Linked DNA regions of Homo sapiens: all the other regions are linked to region 3. Evidence: chromatin loops called from intact Hi-C (ENCODE). Cell type or tissue: CD14-positive monocyte. All regions are shown on one strand. Each heading gives the region's core, and the rest is flanking DNA. Links, peaks and the distances in the headings are about the cores only.

Region 1 (10,751 bases), core at 2,278-7,277, 200 kb after region 3:
GAATAAAACCAGGTGACCATTAACTTCAGGAAAATGAAAAAGAGTACAGGAAAAAATATAATACTCTGCTTTCCACTGTGAATGTCATTTACATAGGCACAATAATGTAAACATTGACTGTATTAAAAAAACTAGTTAGCATTTAGAAGGATGGGAGCAGAGAAGTGGCCTTTGGTGATATTACTATGAAATTTTAAATCATTTAAACAGGGGATCAGTAGATTCTAAACACTGGCAATATAAAATTACTTAGAAATATGCAGGTTAATATCAGGAGAAAACAGTTCAAGGAGGCAAAAATAAACTGCTTCTAGGAAGTGGGCTTGGGGACTGGAAGGGTTGCAGGAGAATTGTAATTCTTTATTCTAAATCTTTTGATATGATTTGACTGTGTAACTATTTGTAGGCACTACACTTGCATTGTAAACCCTCTGTGTACTGCTTCAGGTAGTTTCTACCTCACCTGTGTTATTCAAACCTTAGCTGTGGTAACCAGTTCTACACAGGATCTGACCAGCTTCCTGCAGGTGTAACCTGACAGTGTCTTGCCTCAGATCCATGCCCTATGCTTCTGACTTCATGCTCTTGGGCTTCTCTGTGAAATCCCAGGCAGGAGCCACTGTGGGAACCCACTCACTTCCCACATCTGTGCAACCTGGAAATGCAAGGGAGTTAACGCTGCAGAAGGCAAACTTTTGACCAGTGGAGAGTCCTGAGCTGGTGGATAAACACATCCTCTTTCTTCCTCTGGACAGACAGTTTTGAGACAGGATTCATGGCATCTCCCTGGATAGAGCAAACAGTCACCTGCAGTCATGGCTGAGCAATAGTGCATCTTTGTCCTATCGTCCTCCTTCCCACTGTCACTGTCTGGACACTCATGCCATCCTCTGGATCATAGTCCCAGTCAGCCTTTGCTTTCTTGGCAAACCCAAGAAAAGTCTAAAATGATTAAAAACTTTTAAACAAAGGCAAAAATGGAAAGAAATTAAATAACCTACTTTCTAAAAAAGATCTAAATGGAAGATGATACTATAACAAGGAAATGCAAAGTGTAAATGCAGAATTTTTGCAGCAGTAGATAAATACTTGAAAAGGAAAACTAATGGTTTAGAATTGATAATTTCTTAGCAAAACTGAAAGTTGAAGGAGGAAAGAAATGCTATAATAAGTAAGAAATGCTCCAAAGTTCCCTTCACAAGGAGTGGTAAAGGGAATTGGGCTGGCAAAATGTCTTGTTGGGGACAGAATGGCCATTGTTTCATCTCATATATCAATGGGAAATATAGGCTTAAATATGGTAATGAAGATAGGGAGGAACCCACTAGCAAAATGGAGAAGCATAATAACAGTTGGAAATTAATGGTGGTAGTTGGGGGGTGGTAGTATAGAAAAAAAACTCAGTCAAGCACATACTAACAAAAAAATAAATCAGTAGCAACAAGTATAATAAATAGAAAACATGAACAAAAGGAAAATAAATATACCATTTAAACTAATAATCATAAATGAGTTGACTTCTCCTTTTTCTTGAAAAAAAAAAAGGACTCTCAGGCTACAATAAAACCCCACAAAATTTGCATCTGTATAAAGTGTATGAGACATACTTAAAAGCAAAAAAATAAAGAAATGTTTATTTTAATCTTGATTTTAGAGATCAAAGATATACCAGGCAAATGCAAACAATTAAAAAACAAGAAAGATGACATTTTACTATAAAACTTAATTTGAGGCTTACACCATGAATTGAAGAAAAGAACTAGATTGTTTATGATAAAAGAAATAATCCTTGAGGACGATAGAACAGCTACAGACCTTTGTGCATTCAAAAATATAATAGCAAACTAAAGAGCAAAAACTCCTAGAAATATAAGGAGAATTTTATAAAATCACAATGATAGTAGAAGGTTTTATTACAGCTTTCATTATTCAGTATATTAAGGCATTAAAAATAAGCAATGTAGAAAGCATTTAAATATTACAGCCAACAAGCTAATTTAATAGCTGTCTATGATTTTGTTCACCCTGGAAAACATGTTTAGAAATCAACATATACTTGATCACAAAAGAAAACAAATAAACTATCTCCAATAAGAGATTTTACAGGTCACATTCTTGGACCACACTCCTTGAAGACCGCAGCTGTCTTTGTTTCTTCCTGCTCCCCATCCCCCTCCAAGGGTGAATAAATCAAGCGTTAGGTAGTAATGAGAAGGCAAGAAAGGGAGAGCAGTGGGAACTGAGGTTCTTGGGTGGCTACTATGAGATAGCAGCTTCTATGCATTAGCCACTTTTCCTATTTTTAAAATCCAGTTCTCAACACCTTCCTGTGTAAGGGAATTTCATCCATTTGCAGGGGACGGAGAGTTGTTCTTCTTATTCAGTATTTGCACACTATCAGATCCCTATAAACTCCAGCAAAGTCCATGCCTTCCCTTGAAAGAGAAAGAACTGTACCCTCTGCCCTCAAATCCAAGGCCTCTTTCCTATCTCTGGGTGGCTCTTTTCCACATCAGTGGTAAAATGGGGATTGTCACACTGACCCACTTCTCAGCAGGGCTGTGAAATGCAACGACTAATTACAAAGGCTAATAAAATATTTACAGAGCTTACAGCACACTTTGGAAGTGCAAGGGTATAGTTAATAAAAATAATGACGGTGCTAGACAAACACTGCTCAGAGCCTAGTGCCACTCTCAAGAAGAGTAAACAACTTGCCAGGGTAATTTCAAGCCCTATTGGATGCTTGCAGCAAGTATCACTGTTGTCCAAGAGGAGAGAAAATCTGCCATGCAGGAAATCTTGACTGAAGGCCACAGCCCAGCCATTCAGAGCAATGTGGTTTGATTAAAATGAGCAGTGACCTTTTGTGCAAATGCTGGGATCTCTGGGCTTTTTCAGAATTCAGGGAGGTAGAAGTGAGTTGGCTGCTTGCCACCTTGGGCTCAAGGTCCTAGGCCTTGCTTGTTCTGTAAAGAGACCCTTCTCCAGGAATCCGAAGTCCAGACTGCTCTGGGCTGGCCAGGACCAAGGAAGGGAGGGATCTCTTAGTGGAAAGTATAGAGGCATTTTGGATCTTTGCAGAAGACACTAGAAAGAGCAAGTAGCAGAGCCTATTTAAGTAATAAAAAGAGAGGCAGAGGATCAGATGGTTCCAGACAGGAAGACAGAACCCATGCTAGGAATTTGGTGTAGGGGACTGGAGTTAGTAGAAAAGCTGATAGGGCACATAGAAGGAGACAGTGAGGTGACCTAGAGGTCAGCAACAGTTAAGGTAGGAGGAACGAAGGTGGAGGTGCTGTCACCTGAGCCCTGAAGGTGTGAGCTGGATCCATGAAGAAGATGCTGCCACTGCCTGAGACATGAGAGCCAAAGCCGAGAGATAAGGGGAGAAACCCTGGCTTCTACCCTCCTCCCTCCCACCCTCCAATGTCCTGTCTGTCTTCCTTCCATCAGCCAAACCTAAGCAGAAGCCAGTAGACAAGGAAGCCTAGGAATTGCAGTTTGCATGGCTGGCATCTGCAGCACAGAGCAGGGCAGGGGAGGGCTTGAGGGCTGATAGGCAGGTGCTCAGCACTTGAGGTGGGAGTCGGGGGGTGGGGCCGAACAAGGCTGGCTCAGTTTTATGGGATGCTAGACTCTCACCAAGAACCATGGGCAGCACAGATGGGTATTTAACCCAGGAGTCACTTTCCTCATCTCACACGCTAGACAAAGAGGAGGTTGTGACCTCTGGCCTCCCACCTCCCAGCTACCTAATGACCCATCACCTGGTGAGCTAGGCTGGCCTCATCCACTGCCCATAAGAACAAGCCTACTGGTCAAGGAATATGCTTCTGGCCATTAACACAGGTTGTAAAAGTGCCAATGCAGCCAACCCTTAGGGAGCCTATGAACACTCCCTCTCTGAGTTTGAGTTCCAGCCGGCATCAGAGGCTCACTGCAAGGGTCAATGCAATCCTAACTGGTAAACCAGATTCTAATACTATGAGGGTGTGGAATTCTAGCTACAGAAAGTCACCTGCATGCAATCACAAACGACCAAACCTGACAACAGGGTCAACAACAGGGCAATGTATTAAAAATGGAGGATGTCCATCAGTTGGGCGATCCCAGAAGTCAATCTAGAAAGTTCCACACAAGCCCTTTTTAAATTTTCCTCCCCAAGAATGGTGTTTAAAATTGTAAACTGTCTTATGAATCAAGTAAGGAGAGTCAAGTTCACGGGGTGTTAATTTAATGACTCACTTGGGGCTTTGACTAATTTTGTTTCTGTGACAGTGTGATAATTTTACAGACTCCAAACCAGGAAGTGAGAAGTAATTCATTTCCATTCACTCTGTGTCAACACAACTGACTAGGAACCAAGCATTCCTTTAGGTAGGTTTGCTAGTGGCCAAATTGGAGACCAGAACTCAGGAGTCCAGGCTATGAGTTGTGCACGTGGCGAGGTGGGGAGAGCTATTGTGTTGTTAGTGACCCCGTCCCCCCGTATTCTGTTCAGAGTCCCCTTTTTCTTTTCAAATGGTTTGACAGGAACTGCTCATTCCTGCCTCCCATGGATATAACACTGTTTCTGTTTCTGGGGCTCTAAGAGTTTCAGATTTGATCCTTATCCAGAAGTTCACATAACTCAACTGTTATGTGAGGAGGATCAAATGAGAGAATGCAGTTCCTGGTGCCTCTCACCTTACCTTGGAGCAGGAGTTCAAGCAATACAAACTGCTTTAGCACTTTTGCTGTTGATGCGTTGTTTGAATGGCAGTTGTGCTGGTGAGTTTCCATTTGCCCTTCCAATCCTGCTCATCTTTATGGACTGTAGCAAGCATCTCCTTCATTCCTGTTTTTGTTTGTTGTTATTGTTGTTGTTGTTGTTGTTTTTGAGACAAAGCCTCACTCTGTAGCCCAGGCTAGAGTGCAGTGGCACGCTCTGGGCTCACTGCAACCTCTGCCTCCTGGGTTCAAGCAATTGTCCTGCCTCAGCCTCCCAAGTAGCTGGAATTACAGGCACACGCCACTTCACTCAGCTAATTTTTTGTATTTTTGAATAGAGACAGGGTTTCACCATGTTGGGCAGGCTGGTCTTGAACTCTTGACCTCAGGTAATCTGCCCTCCTCGGCCTCCCAAAGTGCTAGGATTACAGGCGTGAGCCACCACGCCTGGCCCATCCCTGTTTTTGGTGTGGCTATGGGAGGTGCTGGCAGGAAACTGCAGGATGAGGGGAACATTAGGTTGGGAGGTTACCCCTCTGCTCCCTCTCTGCCAAACCACACACGAATGCTGTGGTCCTTCCCCAAAGGCCACAGCTCTCGTGCAGGTAGTCGCACCCTCCCTTTGCCACCTCAGGACTGGGGGAGCTAAGTGCTCCCCACAGCCATTGGCCCCAGGTGCTTCCCTGCTTCCTATTGTCTTCCTAACCCTGTCCTTATCTTCAAAAATTATCCTTTTGTCAGTGAAAAGAGTCAAACCCTGTAATATACTTTAGAGGTTTATTGTGCATCAAATATTAGTGACCAAGGCCTGACCCTGTCCTTATCTATTGTCTTCCTATTGTCTTCCTAACCCTGTCCTTATCTTCAAAAATTATCCTTTTGTCAGTGAAAAGAGTCAAACCCTGTAATATATTTTAGAGGTTTATTGTGCATCAAATATTAGTGACCAAGGCCTGAGGCACAGTCTGAAGAGGCCCTGAGTAGGTGCCCAGGCTGTTGGGCCACAGCTTGGTTTTATACATTTTAGGGAGACATGATCAATACATATGGGGTATGCATTGGTTTGGTTCAAAAGGCGGGACAACTCTAAGTTGGGCGGGGTGAGCTTACAGGTCATAGGTGGATTCAAAGAGTTTCTGGCTGACAATTGGTTGAAAGAATTGTTATTATGATCTAAAGTCCTGGAATCAACAGAAAGGAGTGTCAGGTTCAAGATAAGGGATTGTGGAGACTGCGGTTCTTGTTATGTACATGAAGCCTCATGCGTGGCTGCCCTTAGAGACTCTAGTTGACAAGTGTTTGCTATTCAGATCTCTAAAAGATGTTGGACTCTCAGTTAATCTCTTCAGGACTGGGAGAGACTGGAAGGGGAAAAGATCTAGTTATAGTAATAGATATTCTTTACAGATGCAATCCCCTTGCCCCACCTACCGCCACTGAACAGCTATGCAGGCCATTTAAAAATATGACAAAGAAACATATTCAGGGATAAATTATTTTGATTTCCTTCGTTTTTCTGTCTGGCATGTGGTATTGTGCCAGAGTCAACATTGGAAAGCAGGCCACATTATATAGGGTTAAATGAAACTCCTCTGATGAGATTTTATGGTTTGTAGGGTATGACTCTCCAGTCCCCTTAGATAGGAATTTGGGCAAGAGAAGAAAAAGATCAGAGTTTAGTCCTCACTTTATTACATTCTACATTTGAGGGTGCTCTCCTTCTCCTTTCTGCCTGATAATTGAGTAAGTATATTTCACAATTAAAAAAAAAAAAAAAAACAGCAACAACAAAAAACCCCAAACCAAAATACAGTTTGAAAACTCTCAGGACCTTTGGCCAGCTGTGGCCTGGGCACCACTGTGTCTTTGCCATTTCATCTTTTTAAACTCCCCATTAGTAGGGTTGTGGGAGAGGAAATTGGAGGAATTTGTACCAAGTAAGGTGATCAGGCAATTAATTTATGGCCTATGCATACAGATTTCTGGAACATGTAATATTCCCATCAAGAATATTCTGTCTCACTGTAGCCACAAGTATTCTCATGTACTAGTGCCAAGCTCACAAGTTCCATACACCTCTCCCTGTAATGAAAGATTCTTAAGAGAGGTGCCGTACCCAGACCATTTCTGGGAAACTGGGCACACAGATTTCAGCACCTAGAAAAGTACTGGGCATATCACGGGCACTCAATAGTTATTTGTAGATTAATGAATATATTCTGGGATATATCTACAACCCACTATGGTTGGCATGTGAGGTGGAGTCAGAGACCTCGAGCTTCCCCAGTGCAAACTGTGCCCCTTGTCTCCACGTCTTTGTGTGCAGGACTCATCTGTAGAATCAAAGTATCAATCTTTGGTAGATACTGGCAGAAGCATCCAATTGGGTTTCTGATTTTAAATAGTCTTTTCTAAGGGAATATGCCATGCATTCTTGGGGTTACCATTGCATTGCAAACCCCCAATTCTAGCTTCTGAACTGACTAAAAGAAAAAAGAATGAGGGGACTTTAAATCTCTGCACCTAACTCTACTAGCTCACAGCTGAAAAACCTTGATCACAAGTTGCCCACAGGATGACTCACACTGAAATGAGAGCCTTTTCCCTGCACCATGTGTTTTTGTAATGCTAATTGAATGTGAGGGAACTACCTAAGGACAAGGCTAGCTTTTCAGGTGAAGTCTTTGGTTAGTCTGGCCTGGTAATGACGAACTAGCAGTTCTTAGGACCAACCCTCAATGCAGGAGGCTACTTTGTTCATGTGGTTTGGCTCCCTAAACTAATGAAACTGCTGGCAGAGAAAGGGGAAGAAAGGCCTGAACCCACGAGCAAAAACTAGATGTGGTCCAACCCTGCTCAGTGATGTTTGGGTTTTACAGATTAATTCTGCAGCTATTAAAAATTATCATGATCAAAATTCCCACAGGATAAACAGGACTTTACTACTGAGCATTTGAAAGTCTCTAGGCCTGAATCCCCTTCCTTCTCCAACTGAAGCTCGTCTTTATGGGTACTTTTGTAACAAGACTTCTTAAGAACATATATACTATATTTTAAGCAGAACAAACTGTGGTCAACCAAGAGCCTTGGGAAAGCTACCCTCTACCTACCCTCTACCTACCCTCTACCATTTTCCTCAGCTTGCTAGAATCAGCAGAAGGACCTTCCTAGTCAGGTGTGACAGCCTCATTCTAGCAAGCTTGATTGGTACTAGAGTCCTTTTGTGACAGTGGTTGGTTGTAATGTTCTAGATCTTCTTTTCAGAAGGATGATGCATTACTTAAGGTTCTCCAGAGAAATCAGAGAAAAAGAAATAATAGGATATGTGTGTGTGTGTGTATATATGTATATATATATGAATACATATACATACTCGATTATATGTATATATCTATACATAATGCATATTCTATGTGTGTATATATACATATACAGAGAGAGAGAGCACTTCTGAAAGCTCTCTCTCTATAGCTTTTGAACTTTATATTACATATAATAGAGAGACTTTAAGGAATTGTCTCACACAATTGTGTGGGCTAGCAAATCTGAAATTTGTGAAAATTCAGGCAAGAGTTGATGTTGCAGTCTTGAGGGGAATTTCTTCTTCTTCAGGAAATCTCCATCTTGCTCTTAAGGCTTGCAATGGATTATACAAGGCCCACTGTCATTCGGAGGGCACTCTGCATACTTAAAGTCTACTGATTTCATGTTAATCTTCACTCAAAGACAACTGATTGTTAACGTTAATCACAGCTAAAAAGTACCCTCACAGCAACATCTAGGCTGGTGTTTGACCAAACAGCTGGCCATAGCCTGGTGAAGTTGACACAGAACATGAACCATCACAGATGCTGATATAGATCACCTCAAATACATACACATTCCAACAGACACTGTCTCCTTTGGAGAAAATAGTCATCCCAAAGAGAGATATATGGAGATATATGAAGAGAGTAAGAAAGGGAAACATTGTACATTTTAGCAAGGTCTGGGTGTTATTGCCTCATTTTACTTTCTTTCAGTCGAAGTAAGTGCTGACTGGCACTATGAATTGCATGTGTTTTCTCGTGTGCCATGATTGGCAGTACCCCTTGAAGCATTAGAGTCCCCTCCTTCATTGTGTTCCTCGCATCTCCTCGCTCTCGCCTCAGGGACAAACAGGACAGCAGTTGGCCTGCGTTATCTAAGAGGTGCGGTCACCAGAGCATAGGCATCCTCTCTTCTCTCCTATCCATGACAGAGAGCAGGGGCCTACCTTTCTGCATATATAGGTCATGATGTTAAATAAATTGCAAGTTTTCTTTCCCGGGTTATCCTTAGCTTTTCTGCTTAAAAGCAACATATGCAAAGTAATTTAGGATGGCCTGCTGTATTCACCTAGGATCTGAACAAATGAACACTACCATTTCTGACATTTTAAATAAAGCAGTGAGGCTTTAAATAAAGTCCTGACCTATGGGCTGACTCATAATATCCACATACGTTAAATCTGAGGTTCATTTTCATTATTTTATTTTCCTATTTTTGGATGCTTCAATGAAGCCTATTTTCTAAAATGTAATTCATATTAATATTTCACAGATTTGTATTCACTTTTCACTAGAATTAAGGACTTGACTCAACAATGTTAAGAAAAGCAAATAATAGATATTTATATGATAACTGTAATTTGAATAGATTATTATAGTTTTTATTTTACAAGATAATGTTGCAACATATAACATTAAAATTTAAAATATTCAATTGTTATTGCCAAATGCAATCAGTTTTTAATGACAAACTTCCCTCTATCTTTTTACATTGTATAATTATCTGTAAACAGATCACCTGAGTTCAAATTAAATATTTAAACTGTTTGCTGATTAGTAACCTATGAAGTCATAGCAGTTATTATTTGTGACACAGTAATAACAACCTTCTAAAACTAGAGATCTTTTAAAAGTAAAATTTACATTAAAATGTAAAATACTACAGAAAAATGTACAAATCCTAAGTGTTTTAACTCAATGAATCTTGGTATTTATTTTAATATCTAATTATAAATGACTTCTGGGTTATAAATTATTCCTGTATATTTTTCTAGAGAGTAGGTCAGCAGGGATTAGGGTGACCAAGTCATCATTCTCCCAGGACTTTGCAGATTTTAGCACTGAAAGTCCTGCAACCAGGGTAGCTCTTCAGTCTCAGGTAAACGAACATTTGGCTACTCTAGCAGGGACAGGGCTGTGATCTGGTCTTACCATTGATTGAATGTATGTGTTGAATCACCTTCTCATCCCCTATCCCCTTCCCTTCACTTGTAGCCTCAAAATGAATTCTGTAATTGACACCAAAGTGTTGGTGTTGGGGCTAAAGGGAAACAAGAATAAGCTGGGGGACAGGATGGTGAACGGCTTACAGAGGTTTCCAAAGTGGAGCCTTATTTTACATTGCTTTTATGGAGCAGGTCCTTCTTTCTCCCTTTTTGGGTTCAGTACTATTTTCCTGCCCCTCAGCTGGAACCTCTTTGTGCTCTGACCTCTGACCCCAGGAAATCCTGATGGAGAATGGATTTGCTTGGCCTTGCAGCCCTCAGGTACCAATGGCTAAGTCTGTGCTTGTTTATCACTTGCTCTTCTGAATGGACTCGCTTCATAGGAAAAGGCACTATTAGAATTTAACTTTCCAGAAACATGGAAGGTATGGATGAGAGAATTTTTGTGGGTGAAGTGGGTAGGCTTATAGAAGTACTTAACTGTTACCAAAACATATTTAAATAAAGAGAAGAAAACAGAAAACACTCATTCCACAGCACCTGCCTGCACAGATAAAAAGAAAATATAAATGAGAGGACAAGAGTAGGTGAAGAACTCTTGTCCTAATGCAGTTTGCTTGATCTGTCCTTCCTACTGGTGGAATTTCCTTTAACGACACTGTAAAAATCCCAGTGAGCCTTGACCTTTGGGAGCATGAATTCCACCTTCACCAAGTTCTGGCTATTTGATTTGTGGCAAAATGCTTAGGAATCATGAGCTTCAGATCCCTCACAGAGAACAGTG
Region 2 (10,751 bases), core at 3,645-8,644, 320 kb after region 3:
AGCATATTTCTACACACAGATTTGTACACAAATAGCAATATTCATAGCAGCCTTGGTCATAATAGGCAAAAAGTAGAAACAACCCAAAAGTCCATCAACTGATAAATGGATAAATAAAATGTGGTATAGTCATACAATGGAATATCATTCAACACTAAAAGAAATAACGTATTGATAGGGGCTACAGTATGGCCGAACCTTGAAAACATGATGCTAAATGAAAGAAGCCAGTCACAAGTCATATATTGTATTATTCTGTTTCCATGAAATGTCCAGAATTGGTAAATCTACAGAGATAGAAAGTACATTAGTGATTGCCTAGGGTATGTGGGAATGGGATGGAGAAAATGACTTCTAATGAGTATAGGTTTTCTTTTGGGGTGATGAAAGTGTTCCAAAATTAGATACTTATTCTACTAATATATAGTTGACTCTTGAACAATGCAGTGGGTAGGGGAACTGATCTTCCATGCAGTTGAAAATCATATAACTCTTTACTCCCCCAAAACTTAACTACTAATAGCCTTCTATTGATCAGAAGCCTTACTGATTATGTAACAGTTGATTAATATATATTTTGTATGTTACACATATTATATATGGTATTCCCACAATAAAGCTAGAGAAAAGAAAATGTTAAGAAAATAGTAAGAGAAAATATATTAACTATTCATTAAGTGGAAGTGGATCATGGTAAGGGTCTCTATCCTTGATGTCTTCAGGTTAAATAGACTAAGGAGGAGAAAGAGGAGAGATTGGTTTTGCTGTCTCAGGTGTGGCAGAGGCAGACAAAATGAAGGAGGTGGAAGGGGAAGCAGGAGAGGCAAGCACACTTAGTGTAACCATGGAAATACATGACAATTTCTGTCTGACATTTTGCTTTTTCATTTCTCCAAAAATGTTTCTGTATGGTACCAATTATTCTTCCACCATTTGCTTTAGCTTCAGTGCCTGTATCATTCTTGTCACAAAAGAAGTCGTAACTACTCTTGAATAATTAAAACTTTTTTTGTCGGATTGTCTAAAGTTTTTGGCACTGGTGCTTCTACATCTTCTTCCTCATGATCTGGCACTGGTTCAGAAGCACTCATCCTTATCAAGTCATCATCTGTTAATTCCTATGCTGTGGTGTCTACTAGTTCTCAAATTTCTCCAAAATCCATATCTTGAAACCCTTCACCCACCACTTTATTTTTTTTTTTTTGCCATATCCACAATCTCTTTCATGAATTCCTTGACTGACTCTGTTGTAAATCCTGTGAAGTCATGCACAACATCCGAACACAGTTTTCTCCAGCAGAAAGTTATTATTTTATGTTTGATGGCTTTCATCGATTTTTCCTGTGACAACGATGGCATTTTCAGTGGTGTAATCCTCCCACACTTTTATGATGTTCTCTCTAACGGGGTTCTCTTCCATAGCATTGACAATCCTTTCCATAAGGTACCATATGTAATGATTTTTTAAAGGTCCTTATGATCCCCTGATCTGCAGGCTGAATTAGAGACATTGTGTCTGGGGACAAATAGTCCACTTTAATGCCCTTGGTATTGAACTTGTGGAATTCTGGGTGGCCAGAGGCATTGTCGAATATCAAAAGAACTTTAAAAGGCAGTCTCTTACTGGCAAGGTACTGCCTTACTTCAGGGACAAAACATCAATGGATGTAATCCAGAAAAAGGGTTCTCATTGTTTATGCATTTTTGTTGTATAACCAAAAGACAAGCAGCTCATATTTGTCTTTTCAATTCAAGGCCCAGAGGTTAGCAGCTTTGTAGATAAAGGCAGTCCTGATTATAAACCCGAATGCATTTGTACAACATACAGTTAGCTTATCTCTTTCTGCCTTAAATCCTGGTGCTTACTTCTCTTCCTTACTCATAAATCTCTTTTGTTGCATTTTCCCCCAGAATAAGGCACTTTCATCTGCATTAAAAATCTGTTCAGGCAAATGTCCTTTCTCCTTGGTGACTTTCTTGAAGGTGTCTGGGAACTTGTCTGCTGCCTCTTAGTTGGCAGAAGATGTTTCTCCTGTTATCTTGACATTTTAAAGTCAAGCCTTTTTCTTTTTTTTTTTTTTTGGTGTTAAGAAGCACTTTTATTAATACCTTATATATGTCATAATTTTTCACTTGTTCTTTATTTTATATATATATATTTTTTTCATTATACTTTAAGTTCTAGAGTACATGTGCACAATGTCCAGGTTTGTTACATATGTATACATGTGCCATGTTGGTGTGCTGCACCCATTAACTCGTCATTTACATTAGGTATATCTCCTAATGCTATCCCTCCCCCCTCCCCCCACCCCATGACAGGCCCCAGTGTGTGATGTTCCCCTTCCTGTGTCCAAGTGTTCTTATTGTTCAATTCCCACCTATGAGTGAGAACATGCGGTGTTTGGTTTTTTGTCCTTGCCATAGTTTGCTGAGAATGATGGTTTCCAGCTTCATCCATGTCCCTACAAAGGACATGAACTCATCATTTTTTATGGCTGCATAGTATTCCATGGTGTATATGTGCCACATTTTCTTAATCCAGTCTATCATTGATGGACATTTGGGTTGGTTCCAAGTCTTTGCTATTGTGAGTAGTGCCACAGTAAACATACGTGTGCATGTGTCTTTATAGCAGCATGATTTATATTCCTTTGGGTATATACCCAGTAGTGGGATGGCTGAGTCAAATGGTATTTCTAGTTCTAGATCCCTGAGGAATCGCCACACTGTCTTCCACAATGGTTGAACTAGTTTACAGTCCCACTATCAGTGTAAAAGTGTTCCTATTTCTCCACATCCTCTCCACCACCTGTTGTCTCCTGACCTTTTAATGATTGCCATTCTAACTGCTGTGAGATGGTATCTCATTGTGGTTTTGATTTGAATTTCTCTGATGGCCAGTGATGATGAGCATTTTTTCACGTATCTGTTGGCTGCATAAATGTCTTCTTTTGAGAAGTGTCTGTTCATATCCTTCGCCCACTTTGTGATGGGTTGTTTTTTTCTTGTAAATTTGTTTGAGTTCTTTGTAGATTCTGGATATTAGCCCTTTGTCAGATGAGTAGATTGCAAAAATTTTCTCCCATTCTGTAGGTTGCCTATTCACTCTGATGGTAGTTTCTTTTGCTGTGCAGAAGCTCTTTAGTTTAATTAGATCCCATTTGTCAATTTTGGCTTTTGTTGCCATTGCTTTTGATGTTTTAGACATGAAGTCCTTGCCTAGGTCTATGTCCTGAATGGTATTGCCTCGGTTTTCTTCTAGGGTTTTTATGGTTTTAGGTCTAACATTTAAAAGTCAGGCCTTTCGCTAAGATTATCAGACCATCCTTTTCTGGCATTAAATTCTCAGGCTTTAGATTCTTTGCCTTCCATTTGCTTTAGGTTTTCATATAATGACTTCACTTTTTCTTGAATCATATTAGAGTATAAAGGTATGCCTTTCTTATAGCAATCCTGCACCCACAGAAAAGCCACATTTTCAATATGTGATAAAAAGTACTTCACAAAAAGTGCAAGGTTTCATGCACTTTTTTTTAATGCAGTGATGGCTTCATGAAATTGTTTTTCCTTCCTTCCTTCCTTCCTCCCTTCCTTCCTCTTTCTTTCTCTCCTTTCTTTCTTTTCTTTCTCTTTCTTTCTTTCTTTTTCTTTCTTCCCTTCCTTCCTTCCTTTCTTTCTTCTTTCTTTCTCTTTCTTTCTTTGATCTTTACACTGGTTTCATTTATCTTGAAATGGTGAACAACTGCAACTGCTGACCTCAATTGATGGTGCATATCAAGCAACTCTGTCTTTTCTGGTGATGTCATGACTTTTCTCTGACACTCGGGAGCACTTCAAGTACTGGCACGTTTGTATGGGTCCCATGATGTTATTCAAGGTTTATGGTATTGCAATATGAAAAATACATGGAAACCACAAAAGATCATTTTTTAATGTGATATGCAATTTACTGGAGAGACAAACTGTTCACAAGGAGATGAATAGCAGCACATGGTGTTTTAAGCAGATATCCCCAACACTGGAGCTGACCCAGTAGTAACAAGAGGTAAATACAAAATTATTACAGTAGTACAGTATGTATTCTAATTAAGTTTATGCAGTTATGATTTAATATTGTATATTTACATTTCTCTCAAAATACAATATATTGCATGTATTGTATATTTACATTACATGCAAAAGGCAACATGTATGGCCTGTATGTGTATGCATAAGTTTTGATAAATTTAAACTTTTAATAATAGATGAGCATAATTTATGATAGTAAATGATAAAAATAGACTACCATCTATATATATTTTTTGCATTGATTACATACCAAAATTTTACTTAATTTTTTTCCATATTTGTAGGCTATATGATTCATCTGCAAGTTTTTTTAAGCTGTTGCAAATCTCTGGGTATCAAAATGGACTGCTTGGATCCCAGTAACCTGCAGAATTTTTATTACCAAGGTATCCCATCTTCTTTTTTGCTTTCATGACAGAGACCTTTTCTTTTTTTATCTGTGCAGTCTACTTGCTAATTTTTATTATTCATACATTTTTAACAGCAATATTCATAAATGAGTTTGGTCATCTTCCTTGTACTCTGATTTGAGTGGTGGTGTTATTTTTGGCTTCCCGTGGAAGCTCTTCTTATCTTGCTGTGCTTTGAGACAGTTTAAGTATTGGAATTCTTTGTTCCTTGAACATTTGAAATTATTTACCTGAGAAACCATCTGGGCCTGGTGATTAGGGTATGTTTTAGTCTTAATTTCTGATTATTCATCTATTTAGAATTCTTATTTTCTCTAGGGTGAATTTTGGTAATTTCTGTGTTTTCTAAGACACTTAATTATTTCATCCAAGTTTCAATTTAATTTGTACCCAGGTTTGCCAAACATTCCCTGAAACTTTTTTGAATGTCCTCTGTACATTTCATTAATTCTTCTTTCTAATTTTTTATTTTTTATTTCTAATATGATTTTTTCAAATTTTTAAAATTTGTTTTTTCTTTTTCAGTCTTGTAATTCATTAATTTCTGCTTTTACTTTATTATTTATGCTTTCCATATGCTACTTGTGATATTTTTTCCTAACTTCTGGAGCACATTTTTTAAAATTTTCATTTGTAGTGTCTAATATATGTGTTTATGGCTTTATTTTTCTGTGAAATCAGCTTTGGCCATCTTACATTAATTTTGACATGCAGTATTTTATTATTGCTAAGTCATGGAGTTTGAAATTTCAGTTTCAATTTTCTCATTGACCCAAAAATTGTCAAAGAGGAAAATTCAGGGTTTTCCATCTATTATTACATTATGAGATAATTTAATTACTCTAATAAATATAATACTCTTTATTGATCTATGATAAATAGTATTCATCATGCTGGATGTATTAGTCAAGATCTTGGCAGTAAGACAATATGCCGAAAAATATTTAACTAAACAGAATTGAACAAGGAAACTAAGCATAGAGATTGGACGGGTTAAGGGAACCACAAAAAGATGGTGAGGTGTCCAGGGAATAGCAACTGTGGGAATCTGTTAATACCCGTAAACCTGAAGGAAAAAAGGGAGGGAAAAATATCACTGGAGCCTGTGAGAGTCATAGCCATGCCGGAAGGTCTGCCTAGAGGAGCTGCAGTTGAGGAGGAACACATCCACTGCTGAACACTGCCACTGCTGAAACCGCAGGGGATGAAAGGGATAGAGGGGACAAACACTCCAAGCATCCTTCCCTTCACCTTCCTTCCTCTGCCCATACCCAATGGCTGAGCACAGTCTGAAGACAGAGGATCTGAGAGCCTGAAAGATGTGGTCTGTGGAGGTCAGCCACAGAAGGACACAAAACAGGAACTGAAAAGGGAGGAGAAAAACAAATCTGGGAGCAAAAACTGGGAATAACCAGCACCTCAAGTAAATATCATTCTACTCGTATTTAAACATCAGGAATAGATGTAGACTGTGTTAATGCTCTGTGGTCTACTTACGTGATTCATTCTATTTCTAGCTTTCCTGATTTTGAAACATTCTTGCATTCCTAGTACCCTGAACCCTACTTGCATACCTGCATATTCTTTTCAGTATACTTTTGAGTGGTAGCCTCTTTATTTAGAATTTTTATATCTATACTTGTAAATGAGATGATTGGTTCAGCATTTTCTTTTGGGAATGCCAGTTGTCATAGTTTAGTACCAGGGTTAAATTTGCTTTGTGAAATCAATCAGAGGAGCTTTTCACATTTTTATGTTCTAAAATAATTTATACAATAACAAAAAATGATTCCTTAAAAGTTTTTTTTTTAATTACTCAATTATATTCCTACCAGGAACTGGTGACTTTTCTTTCAGTTAATTCTTGGACAATGTTTCTGGGTCTTCTATAATTATTGGTCTGAACAGGTTTTCTAATTTTGAGTCAATCTGGGTCACTTATAATTTTCTAAGGAATGGCTCCTTTCCTGGATATTTATTTTCTCCTGGTAGATCCACATTTTATTTACCCAAACTTGGGGGTTAAATCGTCTTTGTAAAGGGTTTTTCCATCCCCCGTGGCTGCCCATAGGATTGTTGTAGTTGCTGCGCGGAGAGCTCCTCAAAGGCTTGGTTAAAACAGTTAAAACTCTTAAGAGGGGTTTTATCCTGCAGATAGGATTGTTCCAGCTTCTCTGCAGCTGTAGAAAAATGCCACATCCTGTGGAGCTGACCACATGAGAATGTGCTTGAGCTGTCCTTCCAGAATGATTCACCATGTAGTTGCATAACCTCAGCACCTGCCTACCCTGGAAACTGACCTCTGAAAACTGGCTGTGATTTAGCCCTCCTGCTCAACAAAAGCAACAAGGAAGTATGTGAGAGGAGGAGAAAGAAAGGGAAGCAGGGAATGCATGCAAGAGTGAGCCCTGCTCTAAGAAGGATGTGCCTTCCTTGACAGAGCTTTCCTTCTGGCCTTGGCTCTGCCACTTTGGATGTGTCATTGTGAGTAACCTTGCTGGGCTTTAGTTACCTAACTGTGAAATGAGAGGCTCTGAGGCCTTCCTAGATTTATGTTTCTATTAACAGATTCCCCCCAGGATCATACCTCTCTCAAGAAACTGATGGAATTGCATAAGTAACAGTGTCTGAGAGCTGAGATCTTATTCAGGAGGGACAAAAAGGCCCTTCTGCTCCCCTTGTATCTCCCCACCAGCCTGCCTTGAACTCAAAGAGCTGCTATGTGGGGTTCAAGTTATCAATAGCCTGAGCAAGAGTCTTGGCCCAAAGAAACAACCCTTTGAACTGTTTAACACCTTAATGTGCACTAACGCATCCAACTGGCAAGGTTCTGAGCGGACAGGATGTTTTTGATGGGGAGGGAGAGGTCTAGTGCATGGACCACTGGAGAGAGCCAGCCTGGAATGACAACCAAAATTGCCAGGGATGGATGGGGAGGTGTGCAATTGGCAGGCAGGTGACAACATAGTGTTTATTGAGTGTGTGGCCAAGATGGAAGTGAAATACAACGCTGTCTTAGCTTGGGCTACTATAACAAATTATCATAGACTAGGTGGCTTAAATGATAGACATTTCTTACACTTCTGGAGGCTGGGAAGTCTAAGAAGGTGCTGGTAGATTCAGTTCCTAGTGAGACTTTCTTCCTGACTTATAGACATCCACCTTCTTGCTGTGTCATCACGTGTTCTTTCCTCCATGTATGAGCATGGAAAGAGAGAAAGATTCTTTCTCTTCTTGCAAGGGCACTAATCCCATCATAAGAGCCCCAGCCTCGTGACCTGTTCTAACCCTAATTACCTCCCAAAAGCCTTACTCCCAAATACCATCACACTGGGGATTAGGACTTTAACACATGAATTTTGGGAGGACACAAACATTCAGACCATAATGAACACAAATTAGTCTATAAGAGTTTGAGGAATGTTTAGCATCAAAGACTCTGGCAATGTAGCGTGAATAACATGGTCTATAGAAGCCAACAGAGCTGGGTTTCCATCCCAGTTTTGCCACTCACTTAGCAAGTTCCTAAATCTCTGTGAGCCTCTTTTCTCATTTGCAAAATGGGAATATAATGCCTATCTTTAGGGCTGATGAGAGTTAAGTGAGATAATGTTTAAAAAGTACTTAAGCACAGTGACTGGTACAAGTGAGAATTTAATCAACATATCTGCTATTAAAAAGAATCCCACTTTTGACCATCTCTCTCTAGAAGCCATCCTTAATCATTTAATTAATCACAAGAATTTTTGTGTTCCTGCTGTGCTGATCACTCTGGGGTTACAAGGAAAAATATTCCCTGCACTCAAACAGCCTCCTATCCAGTGGAGTAGACAGATTTGCACACAACCAAGTAAAACATAAAGCAAAACTGGCATGAGAACCAACTAGAGGTGTCCCAGCACACTGTGGAAAGGCCTAGGAAGGAATGATGAGCTCTCAGAGTGGGAGTGGGGGAGCAGGTCAGGCAGCATGTGAATTAGGTTTTACCAACTGATAAGGTCATCTAGTCTGACACCTTTGCTTTACAACTAAGGACCCAGACAGGTTTAAAAAGGTTAAAAATTCTCCACTCACATATTGACCACAGACAATGTGCCAGTCATTGTTAAGCTTGACTTCTTCTTTTTCTTTTTTTTTTTTTTTGAGACAGACTCTTGCTCTGTCACCCAGGCTGGAGTGCAGTGGCATGATCTCAGCTCACTGCAAGCTCCGCCTCCCAGGTTCACACCATTCTCCTGCCTCAGCCTCCGGAGTAGCTGGGACTACAGGCGCCTGCCACCATGCCCAGCTAATTTTTTGTATTTTTAGTAGAGACGGGGTTTCACCATGTTAGCCAGGATGGTCTCAATCTCCTGATCTTGTAAGCTTGACTTCTTAAACCTCACAAGAACCCTATGAGATGGAGATTCTTGCCATCCCCATTTTATGGATGAAGAAACCGAGGTACAGAGAGATGACATAACTTGTCCAAGGTCATATAGCTCATGGGTGACAGAACAAGAATTTGACTCCCTGTAGTCCTCTCCAGGACCAACACAGCTGCCTCTCTTAGCAGCAGAGCTGGAGCTGAAGAGCCCAGCTCGCGACTGAAACACTATGCTTTCCCATTCTCCTACACAGCCACTTCCAGCAAGTCAAATATTTCAGAAGGCAATTCTGGGTGAGCTTTCCAGGCTGAGGACAGCCTAGAAAAAGAATAGAGGACAGCAAGAGAAAAAGCATGGAGACCTGAATGGTCACGTTCTTGGAAGAGTGCAGGGATTACAACTGAAGGGTGGAATGAAGTTAATTAATAACAGTAGTGTAACACTTGCACCATTACAATCAAACCTCAGGTGATGAAGAAGCAGCAACAGCAACGTTCTTATACATTTTAGAAGTAAGAAAAGGCAAAGAGTGGTCTCTCAGGCATTAGTGTCTCCTCTGTCATCACAGAAACCATAGAGATATAAAGAAACCCTCAACTCTAAACCTGCTCCTCTCTTGGGTTCTACCATCCACCCTCCTGCTACTCAGAAACAGGGGAGAGGTAGGAGACTCATTTCTCCCTCATTCCTTTGCCAATTCTACTTTTAAAATATTTTTGGCTGGGCACCATGGCTCATGCCTGTAATCCCAACACTTTGGGAGGCCGAGGCAAGAGAATCACTTGAGGCCTGGCCAATATTGCAAGACTCCGTCACACAAAAAATTTTTTTGAAATTGCCCTTGTGTTGTTCCAGCTTCGTTAAGAAGCAGATGCCAAGGTGAGGTTAAACATGCAAGGATTTTTGTTAAGGAAAATATCTATGAGAGAAAATGTGGAGGAAGCCAGGAGAAGCTCACAATGAGTGCGACCTCGAATGAAGAAAAGAGGGAGAGAAGGTTGGGTGGAAGTGTCACACTGTTGTGCAGTGCAAGGAATGTTCCGCAAAGCCACTGGGGAGTTTTAAGCCACAAACACCATTAGGGGAGCTCCAGGTCTCCCAGAAACATCCCCGTACTTGTATTACTGCCACTCTTGGTAACTGGCTGACATTAGCTCATGGGAAGCATGGCTTCAACACAAACGTGAGGCTGGATTTAGATCACAGCAATAGTGCCCATGGTCCATTATGTGCCCTGTAACTGGGGAGCTGTGAGTCTAGACTGATGCCCAGGTACATAGCTCCTCATCAACTCTACAACTACTGGCCCAGTTCAGACCCTTCCATTCTCTGTAGAACCTCAGCTGGTCTCCCTGTTGCTAATCTTTATCACTCCAAGCCTTTTTCCACACCACAGTCAGAAAGACCCTTCTAAAGTACAAATCTAACATGTCAATCGTCTGCTTAAAGCCTTCAATAATGATTTTGCTAATTCCCTTGAAATCTATAAATGGAGCTCTTGCGTTGTATAAGAGATTGATTGAATATTTAATCAAACAAGATGCCCTTGAACTGGTAACATACTTTATTCCAGCACTCTAGTCTGAGTGAGGTAAGACTCTATAGAGACTGAAAATACAATTTAGCTGAGACACTTACACATTACCTTTACTGAGAGTCATTGAACGTCTTGCTGATCTTGTTGGGGAATTTAAATCTTTGTAAAATGTGACTTGGCTAAGCTTATCAACAACTGATTATTAATGATATTACTGCAAAAACACAATCAAACTCAACATACTACATTCTGAGTTCTTGATTGGGAATTTTACTGACCTTGGGATTTTCTAATACTTTATGAACATCCTGCCATCTAGAATATTGGCAGGGGGTGGAGGGTACCATCTTTTGGGAATGTATTAAC
Region 3 (10,751 bases), core at 3,514-8,513:
GGGTTTTGTTCTGTTGCCCAGGCTGGAGTGCAGTGGTACAGTCACAGCTCACTGCAGCCTCGACCACCTGGGCTCAGGTGATCCTCCCACCTCAGCCTCCTCAGTAACTGGGACCACAGGTGTGTGCCACCATGCCTGATTAATTAAAAAAATTTTTTCTTGTAGAGATGAGTGTCTCACCATGTTGACTGGCTGGTCTCAAACTCCGGGGCTCAAGTGATCCTCCTACTTCAGCCTCCCAAAGTGCTGGGATTACGGGAGTAAGCCCACTGCGCCCAGCTCAAATGGTGATTTTCTATTTCTATTATTCCTCGTACACCTATTAATTAGAATTCTGTAAGGAAGAGCTGTTCCTTCTCTGTTATTTATTGATTTATTAAATTATTTATTTATATCAGTGTGGACACTTGGCTATAATCCTTTACTATCATTATTTATTTTGCTAGAGCAGGCTTCTTAAACGGTCAGAAACCACACAGTGTCTTAATGATCTATAATGTGCTGATCACTTCCTCCAGAATGTGTGGCCTCAAGGGCAGGGCCTGGGGCATATGCATGTCTGCATCTCCCAGGCCCTGGGCCTTGCATGATGCCTGGTGTAATGATGTGCTGAATGAGTGAATGAATGAATTAATAAATGATTCTAGTACCTGGAAGTAGAGCAATAATAAAATCTAGAGGCTCTAAGCTCCAAAAGGTTTATGATACCTTTTTCTCTAAGCTTGATAAGTTGAAACAAAATAAAAATACTCTAAACTGTAAAATATATAAGGAAGGCCAAACTGGTTCTCAGTATTCTCCATATTGGCTGCTTAGTTGCCTTAATATCAAACGTTTTAAAAAAGTGTTGCTAGTTGTCTGTGTTTGCTAGTGCCCCAAACACATACTAGGTCTGCCTGTTGATCATTGTAAGCCTCTTGGAAGAGTTGGTGTGGGGGCAGTGACTTCACAGAGGAGGGTATAATTGAGGTGGATCTTCAAGAGTACATAGGCATTTCAGACAAAAGAAAGGGAGAAGAGTATTCCGGGCAGAGGAAATATTAGGTTAGTGCAAAAGTAATTGCCGTTTTTGCAATTTGAAAGTAATGGCAAAAACCGCAATTACTTTTGCATCAACCTAATAGCACATGCAATGCTTAAAGGAATGGAAAACAGTGACATTTTGGACAAATGGTCATTAGCCCCATGTAGAGGAATGGCAGGGCATGAGACTTGTGTGGGAAATAATGGGTAGAAAATTGGAAAAAGCCTTGAATGTCATATCTAGGGATTTGGACTTGATCCTATAGGTAATGGGGAGCCAAAGGAGGTTCTAAGTTGGGCAATGATGACATTCATTCATTTAAGAAAAGCTTACTGAGTATCTACCACCTGATGGTCCAATTCTGGAAAAGACCCAGTCCTGGTCCTCATGGAGCCAGGAGGGGGAGAGTGTCAGTGGACACATTATAAAACAATCAGAGTTTCTACAAAAATCCATGTTTTGGGAAGAGACTGATGGCAGAGGTGAACAGGCAGGGAGGGAGTAACTCATCTTCTTCCTCTTTCCTGCCTTGCTTTGCTTGGGCACACTCTAAACCCACAGCTTCCAGAAGAAGGGAGAAAGGAATGGTCAGCCTTATGAAGTCCTGCAATCTGTGGGGCGGACAGGAACTTTGATCCAGGCACTTCTTTCTACAAACAGGAGAAACCCTTCCTCTATAAAGTCCCTGACCACTATGGCGTTAGGGTGAACGAAGACTTCTAGACCTTATGTGGCTTGATACCTGGAAACTCAGGAGATACTCAGGGATAAGAGTTTGGTTTAGCGAGGGCAGTGTTTATATGCTAAATTTAGATTCCTGCTCTTTATTTTGTAGCTGTAACCCCCAAACACAGATGATATAGGTCATTGATGTTTGCTGTATGTGCCATGTTCATATCCCCTCTAGCTTACCATTGCTTTCAACAGCCAGTGCTTGCATCTGTTTGCTGGAAGTATTCTCTGCAGACAGTGTGCACAAGCCCAAACAGCCAGAGAGTTCATGCCCTCCTCCCAGTAGTCCTCCACCAAGGGTTAGCAGGAGTTGGTAGAGAAATATTCCAGCTCCTTCGCCCTTCTTGTGTAATAACTCTGAGGTGTGTTCTGTACTGACTCCCAGAGTTGGCCAGGGGGATTAAGTTCCAGTTGCCCACAGTGTTGCTTGACAACAAACCCTTATTGGCTCCTTCCCTCCTGTCTCACTTCTGACTCTTCTACAGGTGGTCCTAGGAACTCCTCAAATAAACTACCTCCACTGAAATCTTGGCTTCAGGATCTGCCTATGGGGGAACCCACATTAAGATGACATATGCACGGTGTATATTAAGGAAGCATCCTGTCATTTGCATGACAAGATAAGCCACCTGGCTTACCTCATCTAGGGTGGGAACGAGCTGCTGTCAGTGGAGGCACAGTCAGCTATGGTGACTGCCCCCAACCCCTCTCCATTTCCACTTTCTCGGGCTGCCTTCTTCCCCTGGTATTTGTCAAATACCACCCTTGACTCTGGAGCCTGAGGAAGGGAAAGATCACATCAGAAGTTGAGCTCAGGCAGGGTCTGCTTAACACAGGCAAGACTGATGGAGAAGGAATCCATGGCTCACCCCTTTTCAGTCATTTCCTTGCAAATAGCAAGGAGCAGCTTCACATTTTTTTTTTTCGGTCTAATCACTAAGAACTCCCCTCTGGTGGATACTTTTTTAAGAGCATAATAGAAGGTGTGATATCTTGTGAGAGGCGCCAGAATCACTTGGAGAATGGCAGCTCTGGGATTGAACGAGGAGGTGATAAGTTCCTGGGAATATTAAAGATTAACACCAAATACTTTGTTGCTATTTAACTGTCTGACAATTCATGTTGCTGAAGCGGAAACAGAACATTTCTTTCCCTCCCTTCTGTTTATTCCTTCTCTTCTCTGTTCTGGGGATTCAGAAGCTGTGGATGTCAGATGCCAACTCCTTAAGGGCTGAAATGGTTTTATATAATAACAGAGGCGGGGGCCTACAAAATGAAGAAAGAATCTAATTCAGTGCTTGGGCTGAAATGGGAACTGGAAACGAAGGGGGAGCATTCTTAAAAATAGCTCACTCAGAGAGAAGAATGCAGCTTGTCTCCCAGCGGCAGGCTCAACCCTTGGGTGAATTATAGGAACCTACTGTAGGCCTTGTGCGTTCCCTTTTGAAATGTTGATCGTGGCTAAAAGGAGGTGGTTGAATGGAAGGCTGCTGGTGACTGATGCTCAGAGCAGTTCTTGGCACTGGACGAGGCTGCCAGGCCTCCATTTGCAACCTACACAGGCAACATGCCACTGGGACACATATGCCTCGTTCCCTCCCACTAATTATGTATGCATCTCCTATTGCGGGAACTCCAAACCCTTCACAGAGGCACACACAAGTCTCTAAAAAGGGATGAGGAAGGAGCCTTTGGGAGCCCAGGGAAAGGCGGGGGAGAGTGAGAGAGAATGAAGGGAGAGCAGTAAGACAGGAGATAATGATGTGGCACCTTCGGGACCCAGTGGCCCCGGGAGACACAAAAAGAGGAGGCTGGGGAGTGGGGAGAAGGAGGAGAGAGAGACCAGATGGGGATAAGAAGCCCGCAGGGATAAGCGGAGGGAATCCAGACAAACAGAAACAGAAGGAAGGAGGAGGATTGTCGATGGGAGGAAAAGGAGGCAGTCATTTCCTTGCTGGATAGTAAAGGAATGGGGCACAGCACCCTTCACCCCTCCCACAGGCTGCAAATAATTCCTTCTTCCTGTGCCCCAACCCCACCCTGTGTTTATAAGAGGAGCCATGCTTGATTCTGTTTTGCAGTCATCTTTGCTTCTAGCGGACAACTCCTGGGAAAAGTTTGGAAATCTTACAATTGTTGCAGGCTTTCACTGCAGTCTTTCAGCTTGTCAAGTGGTCACTTAGCAGATGTGCTAGGTTCATCAAGGGATCTCTGGGTCAGTCCTCTTCTGCTCTCTGGAAGGTTTGCCTTTGAGTGATTACCAGTCCACGTGCCCCATCTTTATCTCCTCAGACTCCACCAATCTGGACAGGGTCCCCTAATGGTTTCTTCCCTGGTCTGAGATCCCTGAGAAAGTGTGCAGGCAGGCAGACAAGGCAGCCTACAGCCCTTGCTGTAGCATCTTCCAAATTTAAACCAACAAGGAGGAGGAAGGGAAGAGGGCAAGAGCTTTGTCCTGCATTCCTGGTAGCCTGTATGGCACCACCATGGAGGCTCCTGCTGTGCTCTTGGCAGCTGCCCATCTCCCATGGCACCTTTTATTTCCATATACCTGCTGACCTCAAGCATGCAATTTTTTCCTTTTTAAGAGACAGGGTCTCACTCAGGCTGGAGAGCAGTGGTGTGATCATAACTCACTATAACCTCGTACTCCTGGGCTCAATCCATCCTCCCACCTTAGCCTTCCAAGTAGCTAGGACTACAGGTGCAGGCCACCATGTCTTGCTAATTTTTTCATTTTTAGTTTTTTTGTATTGATGAGGTCTCATTATGTTGCCCAGGCTGGTCTTGATCTCCTGAACTCAAGTGATCCTTCTGCTTTGGCCTCCAAAATTGTTGGGATTATAGGTATGAGCCACCACAAGTGTGCAGCCACATGTCTCTCTCTGCCTAGGGACTTTGACCTGGGAGCAGCCCTAAACCAATGACTGGTGTGCAAATGCACCAGCTTCCTTGTCCCTTGGATGGCACAACTCTGAGGCATGTCCTATCCAGTCTCCCAGAGAGCCATCATGGGACTGAGCCCAGTTGCGCACAGAGGCATCTTGATCAGGAACACCCCCTGTACTGTCCTTTCCTTCCCCGTCTCACTTTCCTTACTATCCTATTGGAATTTCCTGGGATTACCTCCCAAATAAACAATGTGCCTTCGAACTCTAATCTCCTGAGGGCACTAGCCCAAGGCAGGGGCTGTGTGGTTGGAGCAGCTCCTCCCAGATCACGTGAGTGGAGGGGACGTGAAGGGCTGTGTCACCAAGGTGTTAGCACTTCACAAACGAGGGGCTATTTATCATCCACTGGTTGGGGTTTGGGTTTCCTAGAGACCACTCAGACAACTTGCTGGTGTTTCCACAGTGATGTAGTTTGGATATTTGTCTCCACCCAAATCTCATGTTGAATTATAATCCCCAGTGCTGGAGGTGGGGCTAGTGGGAGGTGTTTGGGTCACGGGGGCGGATCTCTCATGGCTTGGTGTAGTCTTTACGATAGTGGTGAGCTCTTGTGAGATGTGGTTGTTTAAAAGTATGTGGGACCTCTCCCCTAGCACTCTCTCTCTCTTGCTCCTGCTCTCACCATGTGACGTGCCTGCTCTTGCTTTGCCTTCTGCCATGAGTAAAAGCCTCCTCAGCCTCCTCAGAAGCAGATGCTGCCATGCTTCCTGGACAGCCTGCAGAACTGTGAATCAATTAAACCTCTTTTCTTTATAAATTACCCAGTCTCAGGTATTTCTTTATAGCAATGCACGAATTGCCTAGTACACACAGAGACTGGCAGGAGCTACCTTAGGTAACAAACAACAGAAAAACAAGAAAACAGTGGGAAAAGAATATGCACAGTAACTTTTGCACGTTGACGGACATACTTTGAGAATTAACAACCCAAATCGAGTGAAAAGCCTTTAAAGCAAAGTATGGGCATGGAGAGAACTGACCTGGCTGACTCTGACCCTTCTCAAACTCTGATCTGTGACGTGGATGCAGGCAATAGAAACATGGAGTGTGGCTGCCTCTGACCCCAAGGAGAGTGACCCTGGGGTCTTAAGAGAGGAGTTGTGGTGTCTGGAAAGAGTCTGATCATTGGAGGAGACAGGCTAGGGTGGAGTCCCTGCTCCCCATGCTCTAATTGTGTTTACCCTGAGAAAAAGATTTAACTTCTCTGAACCTCAGTTTCCCCATCTGTAAAAGGGAGGCCATAAAACCCCACAGAATTGTCATGAAGATTAAAAACAACATAATGCCTGTCTGGCAGCTAGTATCAGTCAGGCTTCCTTTTCTCTTTTCTTTGTCCTTTCAGGGAGCCGTACCCTTGGCCTGACTGAGGCCAGGTTTAGGGGAAAAGGAAGCGTGTCTCAAGTGCCCCGGCCACAAGGTCAGGCATTGGGTTGGCCGACTACCCCAGCTCCCCACATGCAGCCAGTCTGCGTCAGTGGGCGTGGGAAAGAGACGTAAACGCTGAAGGGCACTAAACACGAGTTAGACATGCCATTCCGCACCACCAACACATTTCAAAAGTGCACATCACAAGGCTCTTGTTGAAGCCCTGGCGGCCAGCCAGGGTCAGACCACAAAAGGAAGTTGTTTCCTCGCTGGAGCTGCTGGGCGGCTGGGCGTGGTCAGAGCGCCACATCATTGCAGAATGCAGGGCTCTTTGGTGACTTCCTGTCCTCCCATCCATTTTTTTCTCCTATGGGCCCTGCTGCACTGCCCTGGTAATGCCCCAGCCAGCCAGAAAAGTCAGCATTCACCTGACCTTTCCCTATGTCACAGAAATGGAAGGTCTGTGATATTCACATGGGCCCTGTTGCAGTGGCCACCACAGCCTTCCAGGCCTCTACCTTGGCTTTTTCTCCCCTTGGAGTATAAGGAAACGGTTATTTTATCCACAGTTGGTAGCAATCACATTTCGTCTGTATCATTGAGGTCTGAAAGGCAGCCACGGGCCCCAGAGGTGGCAGAAGGTCTGTGATGCAGCTGGAGTAAGTCAGGCCTCGTTCCCAGCAGACAATCTGCAAATATTTATTGAGGGTCTGCTCTGCACCCAGGGCTGCGGGGCACACAGAGACGCCCCGTGTGAGACAAGGAGCTTGTGTTCTGACTGGGAAGGCCAGACTGACACACAGGAAACCAGGGGGTCCTGTTGACCCTGAGCTATGCTTTTAATGCACGATTGTGTGGTAAGGTGTAGGCCAAATACCAAGACATTGGTCTTAGGCTCCGTGATCTGGTGCATTCTCAGAATCTGGAGAAGATTGTAGAAGTTAATCTTGTTTTGCCCAGGGGCTTTCCTCCAAGCAGCACTAAATCCACTAAATCCCCACATGGTCTCTAGCCCCTTTTCTCTCATTGGTCTTTTTGCCCTTTATCTTTAACTCCACTTAAGTTTTATTCCTTCAAACTAAGACTATAAACATTCAGAAATTGTTTGCACTTATCAATTAGTCCTCAAAAATACCTTGCAAGGGACGTCCTGCTATTTTTCTTTTCCAGAGGAGGAAACAGGCTGAATGTGATAAGTGGCACAGCCAGGATCACAAAGAGGGTTGATCTGTCCTGTGTGGTCCCTAACTCTTAGGGTTCTCATAGGTGGGGTAGAACTGGAAAAGATGCTGGCAGAGTCAGCTCTGTGCTTGGGCTTGCAAGAATGTCAGTCCATGGAAGCAGGATCCTCAAATATCACATAAATAGACTCTAAATCCTAAGAAATGAAAAAAATGAAACTAAATTCACAATTCCTATATGCCTACCCACCTGAGATAGCTACCTATTTGGATAAATACCTATATATACTTTTGCATGCATTGAAATATTGTGACTCAAGTAATGGGACAGTAGAAAGTGCTTTTTAATTTATCTTTATTTTTTATTTGGAGACATGATCTCACTCTGTCCCCAGGCTGGAGTGCAGTGGTGTGATCATAGCTCACTATAGCCTTGAACTTCTGAGCTCACGCTATCCTTCTGCCTCAGCCTTCTGAATGGCTGGGACTACAGGTGTGTGCCACCATATCTGGCTAATTTTGTTGTTGTTGAGACGGAGTCTTGCTATATTGCTCAGGGAGGTCTCTAACTCTTGGGCTCAAGCAATCCTCCTGCCTCGGCCTCCCAACACTGGGATTATAGTTGTGAGCCACTGCTTTGCCTGTTTTTTTTTTTTTAATCTTGAGTCATTGAACTCTCATTGGTTGGACTATGTACTGACATTTGCACCTAGAACTAGTCTAACTCTTTTAGGGCTCCCTTAGTTTTACTCAGCCCATTTGCCATTCTTGCTCTGTACAAGACAACTTCTGTTGTTGGAATTTGAGTCCAGTGTATAGCATGTCTCTTCTCCACCTGGATTCTGAATCATTGAGGCAGATCTAGAAAGCCTCTGGATTGACAACGGAAAATCAGCATCCTCACCAGCAAAGCTGATGGTAGAGAATGAACCTTAGCTATGTGGCAACTGTGGATATCAAAATACCAAACTTATGATTAGACAGACTTACATCTCAAGCAGGCTTTGCTGAACCATTGCAGTCCTCCCCAGGTGGGGGCCGACCCTACATTTGGGGAGCAGGGAAGAATGCAGGTCTCCTGCAGGCTGCCAGAGCCCAAAGACACAAGAACTTCTCAGTAGCTTTTTTCGACCTCATCCAATCAGGGAAGAGTGCAGGGTGGGTAGAGGTCAGGGTTATTAAGCAGGTAAAGCCCCTTCCCCAAGAGTGCAAACCATGCCATAGCTACACGAACGACAGAGTCACTCTCCATAAGCACAGCCTTTCTAACCCCATGTAACTCAACTCTGGCTGTTTCGAAGACCTATCATTGAGTTCAGGGGTTGAAGGTCAATTTGTTGGTAGCTGCCTGGGGTTGTTCATTGGACAGGGATGAGAGGGTGGAGAAAAGGACCTTGACAATCTGTTGCAACATTTTCCTGCACAAAGAGGCCTAGTAATGTGCTCATTAATGGCACGGTGATTAAACCTGGGTTTAAGTCCTGGCTTTTTTCCTAATTTCCTTATCTATAGCATGGAGATAATAATTATACTTACTTTTTTTTTTAAACATGAATTTAATGAAATAATTTCCAACAAAGGCCTTAGCACAGTTCCTGGCACGTAGTAACTGCTTAATGAGTATTTGCTTTTATTACGTCCAGTGGAATGCCTTGTGCTGAGATCATCACGCTTCCGTAGAGCACCTGCCACTCCGTTTTCTTATTTGTACAATGGCAATGTAGTCAGCTCATGTCTAATCCTGAGCATGGTGCTGGACACACAGCATCTGTGTTAGTTAATTCCACCAGCAAGTGCCTTCCTGACTCAAAGCTGAGCTCTTTGTATTATACTAAGGGAATTAGTGTTTGGACTAGGGATAACAGCAGGGGATAATGTGAAGTTGCTGCTCAGTCATGGTGGGAGGAGAACCTGGGGCCTTGGAGGAAGAAAAACATGGTTCTAGCTGGTCAGTGATGAGCATGAAAAGGGAGATGGAGGCAGCCAAAGATAAGCTTCTCTGCTTTTCTACTTTTTTCCTTGCAGAGGGAACTTCTAGGATCCAGGTGCATCATGGATAGCCCCTGAGCTGGTCATTGTGTTGAGTGGCTGGCAAGACAATCTCTCTCTGTTTCTCTCGTTCATTCTTGTTCCCTCCTGCCTTCACACTCTGCCTCCCTCTCTCTGACTCTCCCTTCCTGTCTCTGCCTTCCAAACTCCAGAACCTCCTGCCCTCTCTAATTATTAGGCTTACAGCCTTGGATCTGGCCCCTGCATTTTTCGGGCAATGAGAGCAAGCCCTGACTATGTTGTGACGTTCTTTTCGACAAAACTGCCTTTTAGGTAAATACTTTCTGGGCCAATCTCACTGAATTAACTATCTGGGTCATTTGAATTTCTTCTCCGGGAAATAATTATGGCCTTTGGGAAATGTAAAGTGTAGAGCAGTCCTGTGAGCAGAGAGAAAATACCAGCCTCCTTCTCCCTATGCCACCTCCTTCCAGTTCTATGTGACCCAGGGAACCAAATTAGCAGTGACTCCCATCTCAGGGACCCAGTGTTGCTTTGGATCTCTCTGGGGAAGTCCCTTAGGCACTCAAGGTAGCTCTGCACATGAGGGAGATAATATTCCTGTTACTTTTCTATGTATGAGAGCAGAGACTTCCTTCCAGGCAGCTAAAATTTTTTTGAAAAATAACATTCTGTATATTCCCTCACCAATTCTAGAGAGTGAAATAGAGAATTAAGTGGTGTCATTACCATGCCATAGCATTGGGAGGACCAACGTTTGCTGACAGTGCAAGGCAAGAACAAAAGCTCACAGACCTGAGTTTGGGAGTCAGTGCGGGTAGCTGGGTGGGTTCAATTATGGTAGTGAAACGTTGTAGTAGAAGAAGCCTACAGTGTCTTCTCTGGCTGGGGGATGCAGGAAGTTACCTTGTAAATGAGAATGGCTCCTTTTTGTCATTAACATGTAAGATGAGGAGGCCACCACTGCCCTCGGGGAAGGGAGGACACCTCTTGTGCCTGAACAAAGCTGGCTCTTCCTAATATCCCTTGGGAGGCAGAGCTGGAAGGAGGGATGGTGGGGAAGTTTGCAAGGGGCTTTGTATTAGTTTGCCAGGATGCCATAATAAAGTACCACAGACTGTGTGGCTAAAACCATAGAAATTAATTTTTTCACAGTTATGGAGGCTACAAGGCCAACATCAAGGTGCCGGCAGTGTTGGTTTCCTCTGAGGTCTTTCTCCTTGGCTTGCAGAGGCCATCCTCATCTCCCTGTGTCTTCACACGGTGTTCCCTCTCTGTGTGTCTGTGTCCTAATCTCCTCTTCTTATAAGGGAGCCAGTCCTATTGGATTAGGGCCCACCCATATGACCTAATTTTACCGGAGTTACCTTCTTAAAGGCCATATCTCCAAGCAGGGTCACATTCTGAGGTACTGGGGTTAGGACTTTAGCATGTGAATTTTACAGGGACACTATTCAGCCCATATCATTAGGCTTCCTGGGAGGGGAG

Evidence for each region. A loop is a pair of places that touch in the nucleus more often than their neighbours do. Peaks named below come from ENCODE experiments on the same cell type or tissue, not always from the same donor. Only the 100,000 strongest peaks of a DNase experiment are listed, where the experiment ranks them.
Region 1: a loop joins it to region 3, with 4 times the contacts of the local background. A loop is called at or near these places in 2 of 110 quality-filtered maps.
Region 2: a loop joins it to region 3, with 1.9 times the contacts of the local background. A loop is called at or near these places in 3 of 110 quality-filtered maps.

What each region holds. Positions count from the first base shown.
Region 1 is chr3:40,916,862-40,927,612 of GRCh38, reverse strand. No RefSeq gene overlaps it. Among named protein-coding and RNA genes, the nearest start is that of CTNNB1, 280 kb to the left of the region's middle. RefSeq lists an enhancer at 7,097-7,646. In CD14-positive monocyte, for the core only: no CTCF peak of the experiment used is centred there; a DNase peak (open chromatin) is centred at 4,272.
Region 2 is chr3:40,796,589-40,807,339 of GRCh38, reverse strand. All of the region lies in intron 2 of LOC105377043 (a long non-coding RNA gene), which reads right to left. Among named protein-coding and RNA genes, the nearest start is that of ZNF621, 280 kb to the right of the region's middle. In CD14-positive monocyte, for the core only: no CTCF peak of the experiment used is centred there; DNase peaks (open chromatin) are centred at 6,759 and 8,557; H3K4me3 peaks cover 375 bases; H3K27ac peaks cover 1,706 bases.
Region 3 is chr3:41,113,129-41,123,879 of GRCh38, reverse strand. No RefSeq gene overlaps it. Among named protein-coding and RNA genes, the nearest start is that of CTNNB1, 81 kb to the left of the region's middle. RefSeq lists enhancers at 6,198-6,327, 8,448-8,742. In CD14-positive monocyte, for the core only: no CTCF peak of the experiment used is centred there; a DNase peak (open chromatin) is centred at 6,259; H3K4me3 peaks cover 381 bases; H3K27ac peaks cover 1,684 bases.